Regions from separate parts of the Homo sapiens genome. Here region 1 is linked to region 2. Evidence: chromatin contacts called from ENCODE Hi-C data. All regions are on one chromosome and are shown on one strand. Each heading gives the region's core, a stretch centred on a gene start or an enhancer-like site at or near the end of the contact. The rest is flanking DNA. Distances are from core to core; before and after follow the strand shown.

What was found. A loop is a pair of places that touch in the nucleus more often than their neighbours do. Pooled maps may share reads with other maps.
Region 1: a loop to region 2 is called in a map of CD4-positive, alpha-beta memory T cell, with 8 times the contacts of the local background. The contact joins the promoter of EDEM3 here to the promoter of RGS16 in region 2. A Hi-C loop is called at or near these places in 3 of 168 maps with a recorded cell type or tissue (B cell, CD4-positive, alpha-beta T cell and CD4-positive, alpha-beta memory T cell) and 13 of 50 pooled maps.

Annotation. Positions count from the first base shown.
Region 1 is chr1:184,752,540-184,756,112 of GRCh38, reverse strand. EDEM3 (ER degradation enhancing alpha-mannosidase like protein 3) reads left to right here and starts at 1,255. Exons shown (of 20, transcript NM_025191.4): 1 at 1,255-1,624. The coding sequence starts at 1,467. LOC105371649 (a long non-coding RNA gene) reads right to left here and starts at 939. Exons shown (of 3, transcript XR_922357.4): 1 at 580-939. RefSeq lists enhancers at 1,002-1,101, 1,572-1,671.
Region 2 is chr1:182,602,485-182,606,140 of GRCh38, reverse strand. It overlaps RGS16 (regulator of G protein signaling 16), which reads left to right and starts at 1,752. Exons shown (of 5, transcript NM_002928.4): 1 at 1,752-1,925; 2 at 2,802-2,912. The coding sequence starts at 1,882. RefSeq lists enhancers at 1,438-1,517, 1,988-2,037, 2,128-2,187.

The sequences.
Region 1 (3,573 bases), core at 6-2,505, 2.2 Mb before region 2:
AAACCTTAAGGGAACACCTGTATTTTAATATAAAGTAGCGAGAGAATGAAGGAAAACGGGTCAGCCAGAGAAGAGGTAAGAGGTTAAGAGGTAAGAGGTAAGGTGATAAAAGTCAAGGAAGAAACGTTTCCAGAAAGACCGCCGAATACTGCTTAAAGGACACGTAAGTAATTTACTGTGGTCACAGAGATCACATCGAAGCTCCTAAACTCCGCACCTATTGAATGACCACACTAGAAAAACAATGTGGTTTTTCAAGAGGAACCGATGTGTCATTTTACCAATAGTTAACCTGGGACTCGGTCATCAAAATTCATTGCAAGTTCCAATCTCCTTCATTAAACCTTCTTTGCAGCCCACACAGCTCTCCTTACATTGAGCTTTTGAGGTAACTATTATTAATCATGTACGAGGACCCACGTGCTCCTTCATCCTTGTAGTACTGCGCGGTGGTTAAATGCAAGGGCTTCCGAATCAGAGGCTGGATGGATTCTAATACAGCAGTGTGACGAGCTCTTGTTAACCAACTTTTCTAAGCCTCTGTTTTCTCGTCTGCAAAAGGGGGATGGTGGTACTTACTCTATCAGAGTTGAGAAGAGTGCATGAGATGATTGCGAGTAAAAACCTTAGCGCAATGCCTTCAAAGGCTCAATTCATTTTGCTGTTACTGTGTTTTGGAATTTCCCTGAGGGTAGACGACTACTCCAACACTATTCCCTAACGCAGCAGCACTGACATGGGGACAGTGCGCCTCATTCAGCCAGCTCTCTGGGAAACAACTTTCTGAGGAAGAGAGATAAACAGCTGACGGGTTTCCCGGGACTCCGCAGCCCACCGAGACAGGGTTGACTGTAGGGCGCCGAGGAAAGGGGGAGGTGGGATCCCAGCAACCACTGGCGACCTCGGAGGACCGCAAGTCCCAGGGTGCAGCGCGCCTACCCCGGGTAGAAGCGAGAGACACGGCTCCGAGTCGGCTCGCGGGAGAGCCGGGGAAGAAGCAGTGCACACTGGGACTGGTAGTCCTCAGGGGGCAACTCCGCGGGTCGGAGGCGGGTCGAAGCGAGAGATCCCTTCCCAGTCCCGCCTTTTGTCCACGTCTCACTTCTCCTGGCCAATGCCCTCTCCAGTCGCCGGAGACAGCCCCTCTCCCATGAGGTCTCCATTGGTCCTGAGGCTCTACGGCTTCGGCCCTACCCGGAAGTAACGTTGGGGAGGCGGTTTCCTAGACTACGACACCGGAAAGCTGGGGGAGGCGCTCCGGGATACTGAGGGCGGAGGGCGGTGGCAGCGCTGGCGCTGGGGACCGGCTTGGTGGCTTCGGGAAACAGTTTGGCGCCGGCGGCCGTCCGTGTTACTCCGCATCCCGCCCCGTCTCGGCACGGCTAGCAGCCCCCTGGCCACCAGCGTCCAGCAATGTGTCTCACCGGCCGGGCGTAGCAGCTGCGCGTGCGCGGAACCGCGGGGCCATGAGCGAAGCCGGCGGCCGGGGCTGTGGGTCCCCGGTTCCCCAGCGAGCGCGATGGAGACTAGTGGCGGCGACGGCCGCGTTCTGCCTGGTGTCGGCCACCTCCGTGTGGACGGCGGGGGCCGAGCCCATGAGTAGGGAGGAGAAACAGAAGCTTGGGTAAGGGTGCTGGCAGCCTGGGGTGGGTTTCTCGGTGAGGCTGACAACAGGAGGGGTGCCTGTCATTGCGACCCGGTCGCGTAGTGGCCTCTCCTGTCGCGATTGGAACGGCTCTTCCCGCGCGAGAACCCTAGAGGGGTGGACAGGGTCCGGGGAGGTGGGAACCGCCGCCCGCGACCTGACCTCGGGGGAGCTGACGGGGTGTCGCCCTGGCCGCCGGTGACATGTGCAGGCTCCTTGAAGCCAGGCGCGGTGTGTCAACGCGGCTGCCATGTCAGTGGCCCAAGAAGGGGGCTACAGCCCGCATCGCTGCGCGCTGGAGTTCTGCGGTTGGCTGCCTGTCGACCGAAGCATGGTTAGCTTTCTCGCGCAAGTGAGCTTCCAACTGGGAAAATGTTGCTGATCTCACAGTAGTTAAGGAAATGATGTTTACACCTGTTACGGAAAAGGGGGCGTTCATTGGAACTTGAACTTTACACATTTTACTATTTCCTTGCAGTGTTTTCTTGCACTGTATTTTCATAATAGAATGTTTGGGGGGAAATTATTCAAAAGTCTCAAGTATACCTATTCAGTAGTTTTTATCCGTCTTGGAAGTGTGTTAAAATTATCAATTCTATTTACACCATTTAATTCAGAGTAATACATACACGAGGTCCTACACATGAATAAGAAAAAAGCGAAGAACCAGTAGGAAATGGGAGAAAGGCATGAACGGTTAAGCCAGAAGAGGAAATGGAAGTGGTAAATAAACATGAAAAGTTACTCAACCTCCATAAACGTAGGAGATGCAGATTAAAACGAGGAGCTAGCTGGTTTTTGCCCATCAGATTAGTAAATATAATACAAAACACAAGGATACGGTTCTGGTTAGTTAAGGAATAGAAAAAAAAGGCTTAGTGAGAGTGTAAATTGCTGTAACTTATTGGTAGTATCTACTAAAATTTAAATTGTGCACACTTTGATTCATCAGTTCTATTTCTGAGAATCTACCCTAAGAAAATAAAAGCACTCTTAATGCAGAGATAGATCCAGCCTGGGCAACAAGAGCGAAACTCTGTCTCGAAAAAAAAAAAAAAAAGTGCATTTTGAAAGAACAGCTCTTCCTTGGAGGAAATGGTTCAATAGGGTACGTTCATATTATGGAATAATATTGAGACATTAAGAAGAAGGAAGTACGTCACTGGAAGCCTATCCAGAATATATTTCCAAAACAAAAAAAAATGCAAGTTGTAGAATAATATGTATAGTATCATCCCATGTTTTTTTTAAAAAAGAAAAAAAAAATCTGAGCTCAGAAAAAAAGTGGAACGAAGATTATCTCATGGGGTTAGGCTGGAGGGGTGGTGGAACCATCAGGTCTTACTTTATGTACTTTAAATCATTGCAAAGAGTCTTGTATTCGTTTCTAAATAGCAATAAAGGTCACTTGATGGAAAAAAGCTGAAGTATCAACCATCAAAATAAAATTACCGGTAAACTCTAATAAATATCTTACATTTTCTCTCATATGAATTTAATGTATCATTGATAAGTTTTACCAAATATCTCACTCTGTGAATACTTTACATATGTTATCTCTGTACTCCTTCCTATTTCCCAATGAATATGATCCACATTTGCAAATGAGGAAGTTGAGACCCAAGGTTGACTTGTTCAGCCACAAAGCTAGTAATTGGTAGAGCCAGCATTCAAACCCAAGCCTGTCTGATCCCAGAGCCAGGCTCTCTCCAGTATGTTGCACGTTCATTAGACTTGGAAGAGAAGTATCAAGTCTGTTAAGAACCACAAGAATCTTATTTGACTATCACTACCCTTTCTTCATTTTTTATTAAAAACTTATTTGTAAAAGAGTCATTGGATAAATCATTTTTGACCAAAATTAGTTTTTAACTGGAAAAGTTCAACCAAATTGGCTTGAAATTTCAGCTCAAATTTTGAGATCATTT
Region 2 (3,656 bases), core at 503-3,002:
AGAGTGCCTCAGTATACACTGCCTATACTGTATTCCAAGAGGCACAAAAGACTCACTAATTTTCCTTATTGCTAGCAATCCCAGTATCCCTATTAAGTAAAACTGAAAGCTATTATAACATTTATTGACTGCTGACTACATGTTGAGCACTGTCATATAAGCACCTTATATGTTGTCACGGATGCTGTGCGGTGCCACCCAGATCCCGTCTTGGGGACTGTGATCATCATTTCCCAGGGTGTTAGTCTCTCTCCAGGAATTGCTCTTGACAAAGGGCACTGCCTTAAGATTAGGCTGTCTTCTTGGGCAGCTGTATGCAATGAATGGTCTTTATGGGGTTACCAGGGCCTTGTCCTCTTGCTTCAGTGGACAGTTCCAAAGGGCCAGCTGAGCTTCCGGGCATTCCTTGGAACCAGCTGGGGTCTCTGTTGAAATGGCATGGCCTTCAACTCCTCCCTCTGCCCAGACCTGCTTTCTTTACTCCCTCTTAATTCTGATAACTCTCCCCAGTAAACCTCCTGCATGCAAGTGTCTACCCGAGTCTAGTTCCTAGGAACTCAAACTAAGAATTAATTTATTTAGTTCTCACAACCACCTTATGAAATAAGTTGTTCTCTTCGTAGAGACAAGGAAATGGAGGCATAGAAAGGTTAAGCAGTTTGCCTCGTCTCCCATCAGTAGCCAGTTAACAGTGAACGTGGCCTTCCTGCAGCTGGGTCTTCAGCAGGTCACCTGGCAGAGCCATGACTTGAAACCTGAAAATCTAACTCTAGACCCTGTACTTTTAACCTCACATACAGCCTCTTAATAGCAATCCCAATGCCTTTATGGGAAGATGAGGTGAGAGGAAGGGCATTTATTACCTTTATGTCAGAGATGGAGACAATAAGGTATTAACTGCTTAAACCCAGGATCGTCCACAGGTATAGCCGTGACCGGGTACTAACCTTTGTGTGTGTGTGTGGTGTGTGTGTGTGTGTGTGTGTGTGTGTGTGCAATGGAAAAAGAATGGCAAATTCACATTTGAATTTTGGAGCCAACACTTACTAGCTGCACATCTTTGAGCAAGTTATTTAATAACTAAGACTTTGAGCAAGTCTTACTTATGTGCCTAGCACATAGTAGGTGTTCAATAAACTACTCATCCCTATTCCACTTTTCTGTCATCTCCAACTGTGATCTTGGACAAGTTTATTTAGCTTTCTGATTCTCGATTTCTTCATCTATAAAATGGAGATGATGATGAAGAGCTTACTTAGCCCCGTGTCCATCATGGTAAGAGCCTCGTAAAGGGTACTTATCAGTATAATCAGATGCTGTTTTGCCCAGGTTTGCACCCTGTGCGCCTGTCCTCAGGACCCAGCAGGCTCAGACTTGCCTGCGATCAAAGAAAGCCCTGTGTGCCTCCCAGACCCACCACCCCCGTGCAAACTCTCTCAACACGACACCGCTGCGTGACTTTCCTGCTGTTACTAGAGGTCGGCAGGTACTTTTCCCTAGGAAACTGGGTGTGCACGTCTCATCCCCGTGCCAATTCTCTTGCCGCTTTTCCTTCCACACGCGGCGTCCTCTGGGCGGAGGGTGCAGCTCCGCGTGCTCCAGCTGCCGCGAAAGTTGCACCCGGCCCAGTCTGGCTGCGGGCCCCGCCTCCGCCTTCTCAGCGCCCAGCCCCACCCTCCGATTGGTCAGCAGTGCCCAGCCCCGCCCCGCTCCTCCGAGGGGATTTAAAGCAGCGGCCGCTCAGTCTGGGCGCTTGCAGGCTGCTAAACCCAACCGCAGTTGACTAGCACCTGCTACCGCGCCTTTGCTTCCTGGCGCACGCGGAGCCTCCTGGAGCCTGCCACCATCCTGCCTACTACGTGCTGCCCTGCGCCCGCAGCCATGTGCCGCACCCTGGCCGCCTTCCCCACCACCTGCCTGGAGAGGTAAGGGGAGGTTGTCCAACTGCTTGGGGGAAGTCCCACCAACTCTTAGGGAGTGGAGCGGCAGGCCTGGGGACCTGGGTGGGCGCGGGGATGGGGCGCTAGAGGCTTGAGTAGAGAGGTAGAAGCGCACTTGATGCCACGTGCTCAGATTCCAGGAGCAGGGAGAAAGCAAGGGGAAGGGAAGCAAGGGCCCGCGGCTTGCTGCCATCCCCATCCTCTGACAAACTGCAGTCGTGCTCAGGTGACCTGCTGAAGACCCGGCTGCGGGAAGGCCACGTTGACATTTCCAGGCAGCACTGAGCCTGCCCATTTCTTAAGCATTTGTTTTTCATTCCTCAGACCAGAGCTAGGGGCATTGCCTCCTCTGCCCCTGGAAGACAGGGAGATTTTTTTTTTTTTGGTGGGGTGTGTGGGGGTGGGGGCTCCCACTGTTGAGGGTGTGTCCATATTCCAGAGAGCTACTCAACAGCTTCCAATCCTTACTGGCTGGGAAGGAAAAAGTAAAGATGAAGGCAGGAATCAGTTTCCCACACAGTTCAGAAATACTTCTGAAAAGAATGCTGAGTTCTTTTCTGAATCAACAGGCACGAAGAGAGATCAGTGTGACTTTAGGGAAAAGCCCATATATGCAGCGTGTGTATTACCCAGAAAGTGTAAGACCTACCACAGCATAGCTCAAACATTGCTTTTGTTGCTTTGGGGTTGATGATGCTGATAAGAGAAGCACTCTTGGCCTGGGGACAGCCAAGAGTTTCCAGGAACTCTTGAGGCTAAAGTTTGGGTGGCACCACCCAGAGCTCTTCTGGGACCCATAAACCTCTCCACACTGGCTGAGCAAATGAGAGAATGCTTTCATGTTCCTGATTTGTTTTTCAGAGCCAAAGAGTTCAAGACACGTCTGGGGATCTTTCTTCACAAATCAGAGCTGGGCTGCGATACTGGGAGTACTGGCAAGTTCGAGTGGGGCAGTAAACACAGCAAAGAGAAGTAAGTGTTGCTGACCAGCTCAGGGCTCCGAGAGGGAAGGGAGTGGGAAGGGAGTCATGAGGAGGGAAATACAGGGAGAAGCCAGGACACGCTAAGTGGACCTTGGCAACACCTCCCTAGAGATTTTAGTGGGACTTGTTGCTGGTCTGTTATGACTACTTGGCTCATGGGTGAGTGGGTAGGTGGCTCCAGGGCTCCAAGTCCATCCACGGATGAGGGCACACAGGGCATGAATGCCTAGTTCCCAGACTCTCCCACCTCGGGATTCATTGCACGTGCATCCAGGGCTAGGACAGAATCCAAGACCACTTGAAGTTTTCTAGTATGCACCTTGCCTAGAAACTCTTTCATATTGGCTATCAACTGTACCAAACTCTGGAGTTATGTGTAGATGTAATCTCTATTTATGAGGACCTTATTTCCTTGGGAAGGTGTACAAAACAAATCTTTGAGAGTCAGGGGAATTGAAATAATTTTTGGACAGAGACGAGACAGGCTTAGAGATATTGACTGAGGACTAAAGAGTCCCTGGCTTTGATTTCTGGTTGCTGAATTGTGCTCTAGAAAGCACTACTGCTTACCCTAAGTCCAACTAAGAGTTTGAGGTGTCAGCTTCAGCAATCACCAAGCAAGCCTTTCTGTGAATTTTATGCAGTTTTCCATCAGAGTTCTGGCTAGAATTTGTACTATGCTTTGGTTTGTTGATTTTTTTTCTTACTCTTTTTTTTTCTTTTTGTCTTTTAG